2 separate regions of the Homo sapiens genome follow, and region 1 is linked to region 2. The links are chromatin loops, found by intact Hi-C in ENCODE. Cell type or tissue: PC-3. All regions are shown on one strand. Links, peaks and the distances in the headings refer to the core of each region. The heading gives the core; the rest is flanking DNA.

What was found. Hi-C counts contacts between places; a loop is a spot of excess contacts. Peaks named below come from ENCODE experiments on the same cell type or tissue, not always from the same donor. Only the 100,000 strongest peaks of a DNase experiment are listed, where the experiment ranks them.
Region 1: it touches region 2 in a loop (6-fold over the local background); 4 of 110 quality-filtered maps call a loop at or near these places.

Annotation. Positions count from the first base shown.
Region 1 is chr11:31,807,315-31,815,314 of GRCh38, reverse strand. It overlaps PAX6 (paired box 6), which reads left to right and starts at 3,993. Exons shown (of 14, transcript NM_001368894.2): 1 at 3,993-4,200; 2 at 4,300-4,487. RefSeq lists a silencer at 684-938, enhancers at 1,782-2,750, 4,098-4,155, 3,858-4,427 and a promoter at 3,801-4,210. In PC-3, for the core only: no CTCF peak of the experiment used is centred there; DNase peaks (open chromatin) are centred at 3,204 and 4,024; H3K4me3 peaks cover 6,962 bases; H3K27ac peaks cover 3,758 bases.
Region 2 is chr11:31,865,157-31,876,038 of GRCh38, reverse strand. All of the region lies in intron 1 of PAX6-AS1 (PAX6 antisense RNA 1), which reads right to left. Among named protein-coding and RNA genes, the nearest start is that of PAUPAR, 44 kb to the right of the region's middle. RefSeq lists an enhancer at 1-1,991 and a silencer at 4,927-5,056. In PC-3, for the core only: CTCF peaks have their summits at 4,573 and 4,773 (motif pointing right); DNase peaks (open chromatin) are centred at 3,778 and 4,798; H3K27ac peaks cover 539 bases.

The DNA.
Region 1 (8,000 bases), core at 1-8,000, 59 kb after region 2:
GGAAAAGAGAGATGGGGGGATCGTCACAGGGTGATGAAATGGAAAGCAAACTTTTCTAGGAACCCTATTTGCAAAAATCGGAGAGTGCCGCTGATTTCAGTTGTCCTACATGTCAGGAGTTTTAAACCTAACTCCTATCTGGACAACAGCATGGAGGGACTGGGAGGCAAAGCCTTGGGAGTCTGACCCGCTGGGCTGCTAGGAATCCCTTTGCTGGGAGACTCCACTGGACAATGTTATTTTAAAGGTATTTTGGGGGTGGGCAGGGAGAAGACAGAGAGAGAAAGAGAGAGAGAGAGAGAGAGAGAGAGAGAGAGAGAGAGACAGGCTGGCCTCCCAGAGCGAACGGAAGAGGACTGAGGACTGAACCCAGGGAGCCCCTAGCACTGGCCATTTGGCAGGAGGCGAGGAAGGGCGAGGGCACCGCGGCTTCCCCCCAAGCCGAGCAGTGGCCACAGCCTGAAGGTGCCACGGGGCGGCTCTGGGATCTTCTTGGCTTTTCTAGGCTCTGGGCTCGGCGAGGCTGCCGGGTTAGCGGGAACCGGCAGGTTGCTGGAGAAAGGAGAGGGACAAAGGCCTGGAAGTGGGGGAGGCACCAGGGACTGGGCGGCCGGGATGGGAGCCTTTGCCTTTAGGGCTCACTGGACCCGTTTGCCAGCTCCGCGGACAAGGGATCCCACCTTCCCAGGGTCTGCAAAAAGAGAGACGTTTGGGGCACTACAAAGTGACGCAGGTGTCTGCCAAGACTTTCCTTCTCCAAAAAATGCCAGTCTTCACCCTTTCCAGCGCGCCGGCGCTGCGCCTCTGCTTGACCGGGGAAAGAGAGAGTTTGGAGGTGTCAGAACTGTCAGAACTCCGGATGGGAGGCTCTTGGTTCTGAAGCTGGGAGCTGGAGGCACTTCCCCCCAGAAGTGGGCACTTCTTTGCCTCCCCGAAGGCCTGATGGGGTGGGCACAGGGGAATGCCAGGGATCGGTGCGGGTGAGATGCTTGCCTCACCTCATGTTGACGCATCAATACTGGCTAGAAGCTCTGGGCAGGCTCTGGCGAGCCACGGTCCCCCAGCGGGACTCCCTCCACGCAGACAGCCCCGCTACCGGGTGGGACGACCCCGGCGGCCCCCGCGGGAACGCACCCGCCGGCCTGAGAGGTCCTCCCTCTGGCCACAGGGGGCGGAGGGTAGGGGGGAACAGGGGCCTGTGGGGAGGCGGGGAAAGGAGACAGAACCTAAAGCGCAATCCCCGCCGCCCCCCCGCGTCTTGGAGGGCAGCAAGTGGGCCTCGGGCGTGTTGGTAGCCGCAATTAAAATGGCGACCTGCGAGTTGTCTCGGTTTTGTACACACCTCTGGCAACCGCGCCCGCACCTCAGTCTCGGCCCCCACACCCCTAGGCCGCTTCGCCCCCAGAGCCGGTACTTGGCAGAGGGAGTGAGGCTCCCCACGAGGTAGAACAGCACCCCCACCTTCCTTGAGACCAGTCCAGAGAGAACGAGGAAATCTCACTCTCACCCCTCTCTCCTTAAACTTTGAAAACTCGGCCTCATTCTGGGGTTGAACTCCCCTCCCCAAATATTGACACATGGGAAGCAGCCAAGTCCTTTTTGTTTTTTGTTTGTGCGGAGGAGTTTCCAGGAGTCTTTCCCGGAGCCCCCTTCCCCACCCAATGACGTCAGTGGCATTCACTCCTCGCTCCTTGCCTTTTCTGATTTTTTGTTAAAACTTTTCTCCGCAGCGAGATGGGGGTTGGAGGGGTGGGAGAAGGAGCTGATTCAAAGAGCCAGTGCCCTGGGGGGAAATAGCAACAAGATTACGGCTGCTTCTTTCCGAGGCAAAGCTTAAGAAGGTGCTAATCCACTCGGTCGCTAATTGAGAGGTTGTAAAAATGATACTCGCCTCCAGTTCGGACAGAATCACTTCCCCCCCCCCCGCCCCCCCGCAAGTCCCTCGCTCATGCACAGCGGACTTGAGTCTTGAGTCCAAGCTTCTTTAATGCTCGCTTGGAAAGTAAAAGGAGAGAGAAAGAGAAAGCCGACTTTCGCTGGTCTGGGACTCAGGGCCGCGGCCCCACTTGCCGGCATCCTCCGAAAGTCGCGCTCCTGCGAAATGAAACCTCGCCCAGGAGGCCGCGGACCTGGACACCCGGCGCCACCTCCTTCACCTCTGACCCAGGTTTCCTCCCGGCGCTGCGAGCTCCCGGGGAAGGGTTAGAGCCGGCAGCCCTCCCCAGCCCGGGGAGGGGAGAGGGTTATGCGACCCCACCTCTGGCTAGGGCCGGGGAGGCCTTTGCTTCCCGGGAGCCCTGCCCGGGCTCCTTGGTCGCAGGGCTGCTGGGTCCCAGGCAGGAACGAGAGGGTGAGGCCCACATGTGGCCCGGCGGCCCAGGGCGGCTTGCAGCGTCCTCACTGTCCCGGCTGCCAGGGGCTGCGGCGACGCGGCCAGTCAGCAGCGAGTTCAGGTCGCGCAGATTTTATTGATGAGCTCTGACTTTCAGCACTTTCCCTAAGTCAAGAAGAGTCTAGCGTACCCTTCGGCTGCTTCATTTCAGCCTCCCTGCCTCAGCTCTTCAGCCCTATTCCCCCTCGCCCTGTCCTGGGGTGTGTACAGCAGCCCAGGCCTTCCTTCTCCTTCCCGGCTCCGTGGCCCGAAGCCGCCGAGAGAGCTCGGGACAGCGCAGGACCAGGCAGCCGCTCGCTCTCCTGTCACCTTAACTGCAGGCTCCGAGGGGCGCCTTTGGAGTGTACTGAGGTGTGTCCTAATCGTGCGGCATTCAACAAATGGACTTCTGGTGTGTGGTCAGAAGAGAAAAGCCATTTACTTACTTTCCTCCCCGGTTTTCTGGCAACAGCTGAAGGGGAGCTGCCTCCGTGGACTGAGCAGACCCAGGAGAGGGAGTCGTGGTGCGGAGACACACGCACCACACACAGATGACCGGTGGCACACACGACACACGCTGACATACCGACATCGCCAGTGGGACACACACACACACACACACACACACACACACACACACAGAGAGAGAGAGAGAATCCCTCCCAGCATTGGTCATCCGCCCCCCCACCCAGGCTTCCACTCCCCCTCCCCTCTTATCTCCCCTGGCTTCCCCTCCTCTCGGGCGCTGCGAAAAGCAGCCGCACTTAGTCAACAAATGGCACGTGGGAGAAGTTGGTGAGTGTTTGGTGAGGACTCTTCAGGGCTTTTCACAAGAACCCTCTGTACACAAAGTAAGTGGCGTGTTTACTCGGGCCTCTCCAGCCAGAGCTGTGCCTCTGCTCCGCTGCGCACCGCGGCTTCCGAAAGGAGAAAGGAGAGAAGAAAGGGCGGGGAGAGCGGGGTGGAGGATTTGGACAGGCCCTGGAGGCTTGGGCTGGGGAGGCCTCTGGCCTCGTTTAGTTCTCGGCCCGGCAACCTCCTCTCGGCCTAGGCTTCGCCGCGGCCTCCGCAGCTGGAATGGAGCTGCCAGGACCCAGTGACGCTCCCGCCCCTTTCCTCTTCTTCCAAGGGGCCAGGTGGGCTGGGGTGCGGCCGCCGCTGTGCTCTGTGTCTTGGGGCCCCGGCTGGGATGGGGTGGGGGCGGGCGGGGGCGGGGCGGCAGGCCACGCTGTCCTGGAGTTGGCAAGAAAGGACAGCACAGAAACTTGCACCCTCCGAGGACTGGGAGTCCCGAGTCCAGCTTAGGGGGAGTGGGGGCGCGACCCCCAACCCAGAAACCTTCACTTGACCGCTCAAGTTCGCGGCAGCAGGGCGGGCCGCGCCGAATCTCGGCGTGCGCGGAGCGGGGAGATGCAGGCGAGCGCCAGAGCCCGGGCTCGGGGGCCCTGCGCCGGGGAGAGGAGCCGGGACCCACCGGCGGAGCCGAAAACAAGTGTATTCATATTCAAACAAACGGACCAATTGCACCAGGCGGGGAGAGGGAGCATCCAATCGGCTGGCGCGAGGCCCCGGCGCTGCTTTGCATAAAGCAATATTTTGTGTGAGAGCGAGCGGTGCATTTGCATGTTGCGGAGTGATTAGTGGGTTTGAAAAGGGAACCGTGGCTCGGCCTCATTTCCCGCTCTGGTTCAGGCGCAGGAGGAAGTGTTTTGCTGGAGGATGATGACAGAGGTCAGGCTTCGCTAATGGGCCAGTGAGGAGCGGTGGAGGCGAGGCCGGGCGCCGGCACACACACATTAACACACTTGAGCCATCACCAATCAGCATAGGTGTGCTGGCTGCAGCCACTTCCCTCACCCACACTCTTTATCTCTCACTCTCCAGCCGCTGACAGCCCATTTTATTGTCAATCTCTGTCTCCTTCCCAGGAATCTGAGAATTGCTCTCACACACCAACCCAGCAACATCCGTGGAGAAAACTCTCACCAGCAACTCCTTTAAAACACCGTCATTTCAAACCATTGTGGTCTTCAAGCAACAACAGCAGCACAAAAAACCCCAACCAAACAAAACTCTTGACAGAAGCTGTGACAACCAGAAAGGATGCCTCATAAAGGTGAGTCCGCTTCTTTCTTCTCGCTTTATTTTTATTGCAATATTCAGACAGGTCTCCCCCTTCCTCCCCCCTTCCTTCCTCCCCTCTCGCCGGTCCCCTCCCCCACTGCTACGCCGGGAGAGTTGGGCCGGAGAAGTTTCCACGCAGGAGCCCAAACTTTCTACTTCCAGCGAAAGCCCGCGTCGGAGGGCGACTGCCGGCGAGCGGGAGCGGCGCAGGGCTCGGGGCGGGCGGCCAGCTCAGCCCCAGCGCCAGCGCCAGCGCCAGCGCGGGCTGAGCTCGCGGGAAGAAGGGAGACTCCAGGCGCGACAGCAGCCGCGGCTCCTAGCCCCAGCGTCGCCCAATGCTCCCGACCCGCGGGAAAAGACGAAGAGGCTCTGTGGTGCCCAAGGCCCTGGAACGGCCGCAGAGAGCAACCGCTGCCGGCTGCTTTGTCCAGCCCGAGGCCCAGCGAACGCGCAGAGAGCGGGCGCTCCGAGGACTCGCCGAGGGAGCGCCGAGGGAACCTGCTCGCCGCGTCTCCGCCCGCCCGCCGGCCCTCGGGCTTTGTGCCGCACTGGGCTCCGGCGCAGAAGAGTCAGCCGGCACTCGAGCGCCGAGGGGGGCACCGCGCCCGCCACCAGCCCGAGTGGAGTCAGTCGGCAAGGCAGCCGCACGCTGGAGGTAGAGGGAAGAGCGAGCTAGCGCGAGCCGGGAAGGAAGCCACCAGGCCAAGGCGGTGGAACGCGCGCTCCGAGGGAGCTCAGAGCCGAGCGGGAGGACTGTCAGCTTCCACCCAGCCCCCGGGCTCTTGCCCCCAACTCCACTGGAGCGCTGAGCTCGGAACTTGAAAACTCTCTGCTCCCCAGGCTTCCCCCGACTCTCATCTCCCTTGCCTTGCGGAGGCTGGGGCTCTTCCCTGTTCTCCGGCCCCCTGCGCTTGGTGGGTATTTTTCCTTGTTTTCCTCTGATCCAGTCTCACCAGGTGTTGGGATTTCAGCAAGTTTTGAGGTGCAGAGTTGGTTTGCTTTTTTGTTTGTTTTACTCCGAATCCCCTTATGTTTTTCTTGGTAAGGCCTTGAAAATAAATCTGTATGAAAGCATTGGCCTTCCCCCTCGTCTGATCACTTCTTCTCCCGGCTAATTAGTCGGAGTAATTTGAGAGCTTTCGATTCTAAGATCCCAGGAGGAAAAGTGTCTTTTCAAAGTTCATAAAGTTGTTGCCTCTTTCCTTGTGCAGATTTTCTCAGTCTCCCTGCGCCATAATAGCCCTGAATTTTAGCAAGTGTAATTGGGGGAAATGGAGTTGAATTTCAAGTGGAAATGCTTTCTTTTTCGAGTGCTAAAACCTGGCTCTTCATTCATGAGCGATTTCTAGAAAGTTTAAAAACAAAGTGAACGTGGTTTCTTTCTTTCTTCCTTTTTATTTTTCTTATACTCTCCCAAGCTCCCTAAGCCATTCTGGACGTTTAACTCGAACTTGGGAAGGTTTTAGAAGGGGCTGGGAGCAGAAAATGAAATGAAAGGCAAAGAGCTTGAGCCTGGCGAGTTTACTGAAGAGAAATAATAGTTGTTGCGGTTGACATTACATTTTTTATAGCCAGTGACCTTTGCAAAAGCGTGAAGGCAGTTTGATTAGTTGTTATCTTATTTGGCCCTAGAGAGTAAAACTTTGTCATCATAATTGCTAATTACTCTTTTGGCTGGGGGCGGGAGGACCGAGAGCTCTCCCCTTTACCTCAGTTAAAGAGTTTGGGGATGGAATTTGAGAATTAAGTAATTAAAAAAAGAACAGCATTTGAAAACTGAGGCTTGTGTTGGGGACAGAGAGGTGGGGGCAGTGACCACTCTCTTGTGGTCCAAGGCTGGGGCGACTCCAAAATGTCTGGAGACTCCTTCGTTCAGGATGTGGTTCTATGGCCCCAGCGAGGCCGTACAGAGCCTCGGGCTGAGCTGGGGGGCTGAGGCTGCAGTTGGGGGTCTGACCTCTCCGGTGCACAGGACTGCTTCCGGGTGTCGATGTGCCCCACTTCCCGGGTTGCTTCTGCACTTAGTGTTCACGTTTACTTAAGTAATTAGATAGCTTCTTAGCGAGAGGGAAGTGGGAATGGAGCAGAACTGGAATTTGAAATACTACCACCTTCCCAGCTGCTTCGAAAACTAATCAACGAGGCCTCTTTGTGCTCAGCTACTGAATTTAAAAAAAAATGGTATCAAGAAGTTACAAGCCAGGATGGGAGCATTCTGTTGTGATTGTGCACAGCGTGGGTTACAAAGTGGAGTTCTGGAAGTTTTACCCCTCCTAGGGGAATTCCATTCCCCATCTCCCCACCTACTACTCCTTTGCAGCTTCAGGGTCCTGCATTTGTTGGGGTGGGGTATTTTGCATTAGAGTTGGAGATTTTGCCTATCCAGGGCATGGCTATGGGTGCCGGGACTGAGAGACAGGAAGGAAGCATTGGAGAGCCAACCTAGATAAGGGTAACTAGTAACCCTCTGCTGTGGCCAGTATTTACCCAATGCTGAGAAAAAGTCCTCATTTTCGGTTTATTTTTATGGATTTAAGCTGTCTACCAAGTAGTTAAAAAGTAGACCAGGAATGGCCTTGTAGAGTAAAATGTGCTTCTTGAAATTCTTTGCTTGCAGGCAGGCAGATCAATAATCACCATAGGTAAAACAGAAAAAATAATGCATTTAAAAAAAAACAGAGAGAAATGATGCTGTGACTGTTTTGTTATTTTACCTCTTTTTGGGGGGCAGACCTCTTGAATGGGCTCTTTATTGTAACTCTCTCTTCCCAATTGAGCTCCCCACGGTGCCGTTGTATCTTTTTACAGCCCCTAACAACTCACACCAGTAACACAATTACCTCCAGATATTTACAACAAGAAATTACTTTTCTATTTTCTCCACTCACCCAAAAGACTTTTTTTTTTTTTCCTTTGGGAAAGGTAGGGAGGTGTTCGTACGGGAGCAGCCTCGGGGACCCCTGCACTGGGTCAGGGCTTATGAAGCTAGAAGCGTCCCTCTGTTCCCTTTGTGAGTTGGTGGGTTGTTGGTACATTTGGTTGGAAGCTGTGTTGCTGGTTAGGGAGACTCGGTTTTGCTCCTTGGGTTCGAGGAAAGCTGGAGAATAGAAGCCATTGTTTGCCGTCTGTCGGCTTTGTCGACCACGCTCACCCCCTCCTGTTCGTACTTTTTAAAGCAGTGAGGCGAGGTAGACAGGGTGTGTCACAGTACAGTTAAAGGGGTGAAGATCTAAACGCCAAAAGAGAAGTTAATCACAATAAGTGAGGTTTGGGATAAAAAGTTGGGCTTGCCCCTTTCAAAGTCCCAGAAAGCTGGGAGGTAGATGGAGAGGGGGCCATTGGGAAGTTTTTTTGGTGTAGGGAGAGGAGTAGAAGATAAAGGGTAAGCAGAGTGTTGGGTTCTGGGGGTCTTGTGAAGTTCCTTAAGGAAGGAGGGAGTGTGGCCCTGCAGCCCTCCCAAACTGCTCCAGCCTATGCTCTCCGGCACCAGGAAGTTCCAAGGTTC
Region 2 (10,882 bases), core at 1,342-9,341:
CAAGGGCAGCCAAACTGCATTCCTCTGCACAAGCCCCTCAGCCTGGAGGGGGCTTAGAGAATGGGCAGGAGAGAATGCAGAAAATGAAGAGACCTGCCCTGCACCAAGAAAGCCAGGAAGCTGCAGAAGGAGGAGGGGGAGGAAAAGACACACATAAAGGACTGATTAGGAAATTGCAGCATTTGAGGACTAAGGGCTGACCAGCTAGAACTGCACTTTCCGGCAAGGTAACCGCTAGCCATATGCGACTCTTTCAATTAAAATTAAGATAAATTAAAATAAAATGAAATGAAAAATTTAGTCCCTCCATCCCACTTGCCACATTTCACATGTGGTTAGTGGCTGCCTACTGCATTGGGCAGGACAGTGTAACATTTCTATCATTGCAGAAAGTTCTGGACAGCACTGTTCTAGAAGGCGATTGTACCTACATAATTAGAGGGAGAGTGGACCCAGAAATCCACCTGAAGAATCCTAATTGGTTGATTTTTAGGGCTTTCTGAGCATCCAAGAGTCATTTGATGGTCAAGAGCAGGTGCCATGGTGATAGATCATGTCACTCAAATCCCAGCCCTATTGCTTGCCCTCAAACAAGTTATTTAAGATCTGCACAACTCAGTTTCCTCATTTGTAAAATGGAGATAATAATGCGACCTGACTGTACGTTATTGGGGAAAATAATTATCAGGTATTTCCAACAGTGCCTTGCACACAGGAAAAGTCCAACATACATGAGCAATCATTTATGGAAGGGGCTAAAGAGGAAAATGATCTTGAACTAAAGGAAGAATGTTGCCCTGGTGTGTCTGAGCTAGAGGAACATGCAAGTTTTGAATTTGAGAGAATAAATCTCCAGGCAGCCAGCTGGGGGCCCAGATCCTGGTTTCTGGGTTTCTGGGGCTGGAGGAAGGGGTGTAGAGATCCCAGGGCACTTGGTGCAGCTACAGCAGTAGCAGGAGCAGCAGGAGGGGGAAGGTTCCGTCCTTAGTGGGACGATAATTAGCCCGGTGGGTTCTCTCATAATTGGGATCATTTGTTCTCCTGGCTTTTTCTCTGACAACTGATTCCATGCCAGGGGAAAGCTGTGTGACTCACACCTTGCCATGCCAATTAGCTGATAAACATCAAACGTAAACAAAGATGGCCTAATTAAAACTAGTCACTGAACCTCTGTGAGCATCTTGTCAAAATTGCACCAACATTCTGCACCCAGGCTTGCGCTGGGTCTTGGGAGCTAAATGAGGGATTCCATGGAGAATTCACAGATGTCCCCTCAGGAGGGGCCCCTAAGGTGACAGGGGAAGCAGGCAGAAGGCAGAGGAAAGGATTAGCTCAGCCACTTGGATTGGCCCCTCCGGCTGTTCCAGCTGCAAACCTCCACATGCACACAAGGTTCTCATGTGCACATGTGTCATGTCCTCAGCTGCCCCTTTGCACTGAGAAACCATCTCAGGGCTGATCTTCATTTCATGTATAGTTTTTCAGCTGGGTCCTCTTGTTGGTACTTTGGATGTATTTAATTCTGAAATTCTCAAATCACTCAAAATGAACCTCTGTGTGACTCAGTTTTCCTACTGAAAAAAATGGAAATTATGATACTTGACCAATTGCTACTCAATATCATGGTAAGAATCAAATGAGCCTAGGTACATGAAAGCATTTTGCAGAGATAAAAGCGTGATTCCACTTTCAGTTGTTCTGTCTGGCCCAGTACAAAGAGTGCCGCTTTTGGAATCGGATGCACTTCAATCCAAACCTTTTTTCTGCCACTTACTGACTGTGTGAGTAAGTCACTTCACCATTCTGAGCTTCAGTTTCCTCACCTGGAAAATGGGGCTGGTGAATTGTGCCAAAGTAAGGATTAAAGGGCTTGGTATGTATAGGTGCTTAAAGATGTAGTTTCCTATACATGCTACAGGGCTTGGCATGTATAGATGCTTAAAGATGTAGTTTCCTACCCTTTCACTCCTTTCCAAAAGAGTAGGGGGAGGGCTTATTAAACAGAAGAGAAGGAGGAAAAGGAGGAGGCTTCCTTATCCCCTAGGCTCCATCTGCACATATACCCCTTACTCTCTGCTTTGGTTCTCTGTCCTTATAACTTACCTACATTTAAGTCCTAGCTCCTGGGACTTAATTATTGACAGTTCTTCAAATGCACCAGTCAGCCTTATACCACTGTGATTTTTCCTATGCTATTCCCTTTCCCTGGAAGTACCTTCCCCACTGGGTGAAAACTTTCTCTGTTCTTTTTTTTTTTTTTTTTTAGAGAGAGTCTCACTCTGTTGGCTGGAGTGCAGTGGCATGATCTCGGCTTACTGCAAACTCCACCTCCCAGGTTCAAGCGATTCTCCTGCCTCAGCCTCCCGAGTACCTGGGATTACAGGCTCCCACCATCATGTCTGGCTAATTTTTGTATTTTTAGTAGAGATAGGGTTTCACCATGTTGGCCAGGTTGGTCTCGACCTCCTGACCTCAGGTGATCTGCCTGCCTCAGCCTCCCAAAGTGCTGGGATTACAGGCATGAGCCACTGCACCTGGCAAACTTTCTCAGTTCTTAAGCCTCTGCTCAAATCTCTATGGAGATTTTTCCAACCACCCTCTTCTCTCCCTCCTTCAACCTGGAGAAACAATCACGTGGGCTGTTCCTTCACTGTACACCCTATGTATGTTCAATCACCAAGTGGTAATGTAAAAGTGCATGAATACATGCATGGAATGCATCAATGGTTGAAATATGTGGCTATACCAGTATTGTACCAGTCCCTGCCCTCAAGGATTCAAAACCTTGTGGAAGAATCAGACTTGCAAATTACTTTATGTCTTAACAAGTTACTAGGTGCTTAGTTGAAAGTAGCTTCCCCTCACCTCCGCCTCCAGACTATGAACCCCTAGAAGGTAGGGATCTTGTCTTACACATAATTATCCCCAGCACCCACTACAATGCTTAAACAGAGTAGGCTCTCCATGCTTTTTTGAAGCAATGAGTGAATAATTGAATCAATACGTGAATGAGTTAATAAGCAAACCCTTCATTTTGTATCAGTGATTTTGTCTGCCTTCTGTCCACCTGTGTCATAGTGTCTTTCCAAACTGGCTTTCTGTGGACACCCCCAGGAGGGAGCCCAGTACATTGTCCCATGCAACTCACACCCACTAACGACCTGTCCTTTTGTCTAGTGTAAATCTTAACGTTTTGCTCCCCTCAAAACTTGTCAAAAATAAGGGAAGACAAATAAATAGAAAAGAAAAGAAATCACCTGTAGACAGCCAGCATGCAGCCTTTGGTCTATGTCCCTCCAGACCTCTGCCTATGCTATTTATCTGCACACAGAGTAATGATTATATGCCCGGACTCTGGAACCACACTGCCTGGGTTCAACTCCCTCTTCTGCAACTTAAGGGTTGTGTGAACTTAACTGCATCTGCCATTTTCTCAAGTTCCTTCAGCTTGAAACATTCAATATATCAAGGTGCCATATTTGGGGGCAGCAATGTCCTGAAGCCCATCACAAGGTTCTTAAGCTCTCTGTACCTCAGTTTCTTCACCTAAAAAATAGAGATAATAATGACACCTACTTTGCTGTTGTTAAAAGGATCAATTAAGTTCATACACATTAAGTGTTTGGTGGATAGTAATAACTCAACACCTGTTTACTGTTCTTATTTGTCCTCGTTAGTGGAAACTGCCAGTGCCCAGCCAGCGCCCTGAAGCCACTCATGATAACCAAAAAGCATGCGATCTTGTTGGTGACTCTGAGATGAATCACCCCAGGTTGCAGCTCTGAATGTTATGATTATTTCCACCCAAAGCTGGTCTCTGTGTCAGTCCTGAGAGCAGACCTGAAGATGAAATGCAGTTGTAGCTTAAGACAGTACTAGTTTCACTGAACCATCTCAATGTAAACAAAAGGATTAAAGCTGTTCCATGGCCCAGTTAACACCTCAGCTAGGCCAAGTTTGCCTGGATAAATAGAGATGCAGTTCATTATCAGCCTTCTTTAAGCTGTGTCACCTGAATCAGGAAATACCCCATCCCTGACAGGATGTGGGCCCTTACCATGGCACACCTGCCTGCTCAGCAAAAAGCCCCCTTTGGGTGCCTTAGAAAGGGGCTTTATCACCAGCCTGGTCTTCCGGAGGCGGGACCCACACACTGCCTAGCCCAGAAAGGTGTGGGGCCCTCCTGGCACCAGGAACTTGAGGCTGGTTTTGGCAAGGGCCCTGTTTCCAAAACAATCATGACGGTATTTGGTATACTGGAAGGACTGGGGACTTTGGAGCCTGCCAGGCCAAAGTTTGAGGCCATGCTCTGCCGTTTACCAGCTAAGTAGCTCAGAGCCCCCATTTCCTTATCACATAAAGTGATCCATGTACCTATAGCTGCCAGGCACACAGAAGGTGTTCCTATGTGAAAGCTGTCATTAGAAGCCACCTAGGAGATAGCGGTGGTGATGGCACAGGGATCACAGGGAGCAAGCTTTAGTTCTGGCTGCCTTCTTCCCACTTGGCAGTGGACAGCGCTCCTGGATGAAGAAGCCAGAAGACCCCAGGCTGTGCAGATGGGGCCCTGGCTGAAACGCAATCCCCTTCCTGTCCCCAGGAGCAGGGGTAGCCCCAGCAAGTGGAGAAATAAGACTTCTGAGAAAGTGGAGAAGAGAACTGCCTTCACGGAGGCGCAGAAGGGGCTGCAAGAATGCGCTCTACCCCAAATCTCTCCCACTCCCACCACGAGCCTCATTGTTTGACTTCGGGCTTGGGTCTCTATTCAAATGCAAACACCAGGAGGCGCCTTTGCATTGTGGCCAAACGCACAGGGATAGGATTGACAGCAGCAGCTTCCTTGAGACCGAGAGTTGACAGGGAAGGGAGTGGGAGAAAGGGGCGTGGCGGGCCCTTGCCCAGGCAGCGAGGAGGTAATTCAGAGCCCGGCCCGGTGGGCAGAAAGTGCTCAGTTTTAGCCAGAGTTAGCTCTGCCCACAGGCAAGGCTGTCCCTGCTGCAGGACCTCCTCTCTCCTCCTGGCCACACAGGGAGGACAGGCTCTGGGGAGAGGGCCAGGGGGGATCCTCCTCTGGGAAAGGCAACTAAGCAGGAACCAGGCTGCCTCATCGGTGTCTGCTCTGCCTCTGAGTGACCTTGATCAAGCCTCCTACTTCTCTGAGTCTCTGTTTCCCCATCTGTAAAATGAGGGCAGGAATGGAATACATAGGGTTATGAGAAGGGCTAATCATTAAGCACCCAATCAATGTTAGCTCTGGCTAATTTTCCAGCAGAAGTGTGCAACTCAGCCCTCCAAGGAAAGGGCTGTAAGTCCGTTAAAAACCAGCTGGCCCGAAGGCGACATGGTATCCTGGATTGTGTCCTAGGATAGAAAAGGGACATTAGTGTAAAAGCTGGTTAAATGCAAATAAAGTTTGTAGTTTAGTTAATAATATTACCAATGTTAACGTGTTAGTTTTGATAAATGTACCAAAGATGATGTCAACATTAGGGAAAGCTGAGTAAAAGTTATATAGGAACTTTTTTTTTTTTTTTTTTTTTTGAAACAGGATCTCACTCTGTCACCCAGGCTAGAGTGCAGTGGTGAAATCTTGGCTCACTGCAACCTCTACCTCCTGGGTTCATGTGATCCTCCCACCTCAGCCTCCCCAGTAGCTGGGACTACAGGCACGCGCCACCACATCCAGCTGATTTTGTGTTTTAGTAGAGACAGGGGTCTCACCATGTTGGTCATGCTGGTCTCTAACTCCTGACCTCAAGTGATCCGCCTGCCTTGGCCTCCCAAAGTGCTGGGATTACAAGTGTGAGTCACCTCGCCCAGCCTCTCTGTGCTATCTTTACATCTCTTCTATAAATCTAAAGTAATTTCAAAATAAAAAGTTAAAAAAATAGCAAGAAGTCTTGCCACTCTGGAAAGAAAGCAAACAGCATTCCACAGACACTTCTTAAGGGTAATAGCTCCTATTCGTGTTATTCCACACACATATTCTTCCAAATGATAAATAATAAAATATAAAATAATGACCATTTCAGCACTTACTGTGTATCAGGCATCAGACTGGATGCTTATTATACATCATCTCATTTAGTCCTGACAACAAAGGTAGGTATTTCTGTTCTCATTTTATAGAGCAGGGAAATGGAAACTGATGACACTGTGCAGCTAGGAAGTGACAGAGGATTTCTAACCATTTCTGTCTGCTTCTAAAGCCCATGCTCTTTATACTGGAGGAAGGGGGAAAAATGGAGATAATTGGAGGCTGCAAGCTTTCATCTCAGACCCAACAGTCAGATTTAAGAAGCTGTGCCTCAGTGGGACCAATCTTATGGCTTAGAAACTAATTATTGTCAGAGGGTGGAGGTTATATAGACACACCAAGTACTGCCTGAAAATTGAATTAGTCAAAGTACATCACTGTTGTTTATTATAGCAAAAAATAAAAAGAAAGAAATAGCCTAAATGTCAAGCAACTGGGAATTTTACAGAGTTAGTGATGGCATATCCATACAATAAAATAGGGAACTGTTCAAAGTAATTTTGTATAATTTTATGTGTGACATTCATCAGTTAGAATACTTTGGGCTATAAGCAACAGAAAAATGCAGCTCAATCAATTCAAATTAAACAATAAGTCATTTCTTATCTTTAAAAAAAAAACAACAATATCTGAAACTGCTGTAGTTCCAACCATTATGTGCAGGAATGACAATATGTGGTATTTGATAGGTGCAAAAGTAATTGTGGTTTTTAATGGCAAAACTGCAATTACTTCTGCACCAACCGAATAGAAGTGAGGCTGTTCCTAATTATTCCTTTGTATCACCAAGGATCCCATTTTCCCAAACCTGCCATCAGTCTTGCCATCGCTTTAGCCAGAATTATGTCACATTCTGTCATTACCTCAGTCACTGGCCAGGGGAACGGACTGCTATTTTAGCTAAGCCCAATTGTCTTTTACACTAGAAATTAGAAATAGTGTCTGCTTTCCTGGAAACATGTTGCCTCTCAAAGGAGAATGGATGCCTGAATTAAAACAGGGTTTTTGTTAGGAAGGTAGAAAGGGACAGGCTGGTGCAGTGGCTCACTCCTGTAATCCCAGCATGTACGGAGGCCAAGACAGAAGGATCGCTTGAGCCAAGGAATTTGAGACCAGCCTGGGCAGCACAATCAAACCCCGTCTCTACAAAAAAAAAAAAAAAGTAAAAATTAGCTGGGCATGGTGGAACAGGCTTGTGGTCCCAGATATTTGGGAGGCTGAAGTGGGAGGATATTTGGCCTGGGCAATAGAACAAGACCCTGCCTCAAAAAAAAAGAAAGAAAGAAAGAAAGAAAAAGAAAAAGAAGGGACAATATCTGCTGTGTGAGAAACCAATAGTCTTCTGCTGTGACTATTGAAATGAAAAAATGGGCTAGGTGTGGTGGATCATGCCTGTAATCTCAGCACTTTGGGAGGCTGAGGCCGGTGAATCATGAGGTCAGGAATTTGAGACCAGCCTGGACAACATCGTGAAACCCCATCTCTACTAAAAATACAAAAATTAGCTGGGCGCAGTGGCGGGTGCATGTAAATCCCAGCTGCTCGGGAGGCTGAGGCAGGTGAATCACTTGAGGAGGCAGAGTTCGCAGTGAGCCGAAATTGCGCCACTACACTCTAGCCTGGGTGACAGGGTGAGACTCCGTCTCAAAAAAAAAAAAAAAAAAAAAGAGAAAGAAAAAGAAAAGAAAAAAAAGAAATGGAAAAATGGCTGTAGCGTGTTATTGAGTGTAAAAAGGAGAACGTATTTCAGAAAAACTCAATATGATGATCCTATTTATGTAAAACGATTCATACATTTATGTGTGTAAATGCATACAGAAATATCTTAAAGGATATTCTTCAAAAATTAACAATCAGTTATCTCTAGACTATGAGGTTTTAGGAATATTTTACATTATTTGGACTAGGCTTAATTCTTTGTGTTTAGCTGTATTGAATTATTTGTCATGAGTGTGTGTTTTTCTAAAAAAAAACAATAACTATTTCTTTGGGAGATTTTTGTTGTGTTTTAAATTGGAAAGAACTTTGTGTGGAAAAGGTTAGGAACTGCTGTTTTAGACTTTGGAGACTTTTCTGATGAGTTAAAAATTATAACAGGGGGCTTGTTCGGTTTTGCCTTACAAAATGTTTATTTATTTGCATGCCAGTTTCAAAACAGCCACAAATTCTTTGACATTCCTTCTATTGAAATGTGGAGTCTATGTCACTTCTACCTAAACCTGAATGACTGTCTTGAACAATAGAGTATGTCAGAAATGACAGTGTGTCTAAGTCACAAAAGATCATGCAGTTCCCATCTTGCTCTCTGGAACATGGACACATGGACTTTTTTTTTAGTCGGAATCTTGCTCTGCCACCCGGGGCTGAACTGCAGTGGTGTGATCTTGGCTTACTGCAGCCTCCGCCTACGTGGTTCAAGTGATTCTCCTGCCCCAGCCTCCTGAGTAGCTGGGACTACAGGCACGCACCCCCATACCTGGCTAATTTTTGTATTTTTAGTAGAGATGGGGTTTCACCATGTTGGCCAGGCGGTCTCTAACTCCTGACCTAAGGTGATCTGCCCACTTCGGCCTCCCAAAGTACTGGGATTACAGGTGTGAGTCACTGCGCCTGGCTGAACATGGACTTTTGAAACCTCAAGTCTGCAGTAAGAAGTCTGACTAGCTGCGACCATGTTGTGAGGAAGCCCAAGCCACGTGGAGTGGCCACACGTAAGCCACTCTGGTCAACAGTCCCAGCTAGGCCCAGTCAGGTGCCAGACATGTGAATGAAGAATGATTTTAGTCCCCAACCACTTGAGTTACCTGCAGCCATTCAAGTCTTCCCTGCTGAGGCCCCAGATAATCATGAAGCAGAGGTGAGTCCTCCTCACTGTACTCTGTCCAGACTCTTGCCCCAGAGAAACTATGAGCCTAAAAACATGGCTATTATTTCACACAACTCAGGGGCCATTTGTAACACAGCAGCATACAATGGAACAGTTTGTTTGTCCACGTGTTTATTTTTAATGCTATAGATCTGTTCTCCAAGGCACAGGTATGGAGGCCAAAGGTTTGTTCTTGAACATGTCAGAGAAGCTGAGGGCAAGAAGATGCAGGGGGTAGAAAGGCATTGGGAGTCACAAAAATTTTCCACACTCAGGCTGGAGGGACAGGAAGGATAGAGGCACACATCACTGAGACACTACTCAGATGGGAGTAAGGCAAGAAGGGTGAGGTTTATGTCACCAGTGTTACAGGCAACACGAGGGAAAAGGAGACATCTTGAGAAATGGCTCAGAGCAGCATGGGCTGCTGGGAAAATCCAAAAAGCACAAGAGTTGTCGAGACTGAGAATAATTTCCACCCATCAGCTGGGTGACTTTGGGCAAATTCCTCAACCTCCTTCCAAAATAGAGAGCCCTGACAGTCTAGGGAACGTTCATGAGCTCAGCTCACGTGTGTGAAGTCCAGTGGATGTGTGCACAAGGCCTCTCCCCTGCCAGGGGGAGAGATGTACTCCAAGGACAAACACCTCCTTTTTTGTTTTTGTGGTTGGATTTAAGATTGAAGATCCCAGTCACTTTAAACTGTATATATATAGTGTATATATATATACACTTTAAACTATATATATAGTATATATATATAGTAGTAGTCATTGGCTAGGTAGGAACACGGTGAAGAGGAAAGAGAAGAGAGTGTTGGAAAGGGAAGAAAGTGTCAGGAAAATAGCAGCAGGCAGGAAAACAGTCTGGTCAGCATGGAGACTGTGGTGCCCTGGTTAGGAAGCCCGACCGACCTGGAGTCAGAAAGACCTCGGTTTCACCCTGGCATGGCTTCTTCCTGGCTGGGCTGCTTTTGAAAACCTCCCCGGACTTGGGTGTGCTCCTCTGTGAAAGGAAGAGGCTGATGAGCCAGACCCGGGAGGGCTGTGACCACATTAGTGTGCTCTGAATTCCAGCACCTGTCACGCAGAGGGGCTGATGGCATGTCAGCGCCTGCTTCCTGTGCACACCTCCCTCATTCTACAGGCCAGCTGGACTTTTTTTCTCAGCAAGAAAGACCCTCTGTGAAGGCCTGACCACTTTCCTATGGAGATCTCTGGGCATCAGCCACTCACGTTAAATTCCCACGTGAGCTCCTTCCCCAAACAACAAGAGGGCACTGCCCATCTTCGCCTGTTGCCTTCTCTTCTCGCCCCCTGCCACCCCTATCTGACTGGTGGCCTCAGTTTCCCCACACACCCTGCTGGCTCCTGTCCTCAATGCTCATGCTCTGGGTCCCCACCCTGTGGCGTGCTCCCCTTAGCCTCACCTAGTTACATCCACCTAGTTACATCCTTCCAGGCCCACCCTGAGCCACCAAAACAGCCCCTTGCTGATCTTCCAGCTCCATGCCTGAGCCCCAGGGCTTACTGCCTCACAGCTGCCAGAATGGTTTCTTTTTAAACACACAAATTATATCATGTCACTCCTGCCCCAAGACCCTCCACAATAGCCTGCATCCTTAGAATAAACCCTGAAATTCCTTCCCCAGCCTCCAGGCCCTAGCTATTCTCCAGTCCCTTCTCCACCACTGTCCCCTCCCTCACCACTCTGCAGCCATGCTGGCCTCCTCACTATCTAGAGGGCACACTGAGCCTGCAAATGCTTTCCCTAGCTACCCAACACCTGCCATTTTCTCCTGGTTAGGGTCAAGCCTCAGACTCCCTCATCTCTTCAGAGAGGCCTTTTGGGACCACCATCTGACCCCACTCAGCTCCACTCACTTCCACCATTTTATCTTATCAAAGCTTTTTTGTAGCTCTTATCCATATCAGAAAATATCTGATATATGGATTGATTATCTGTGATTAACTATACAC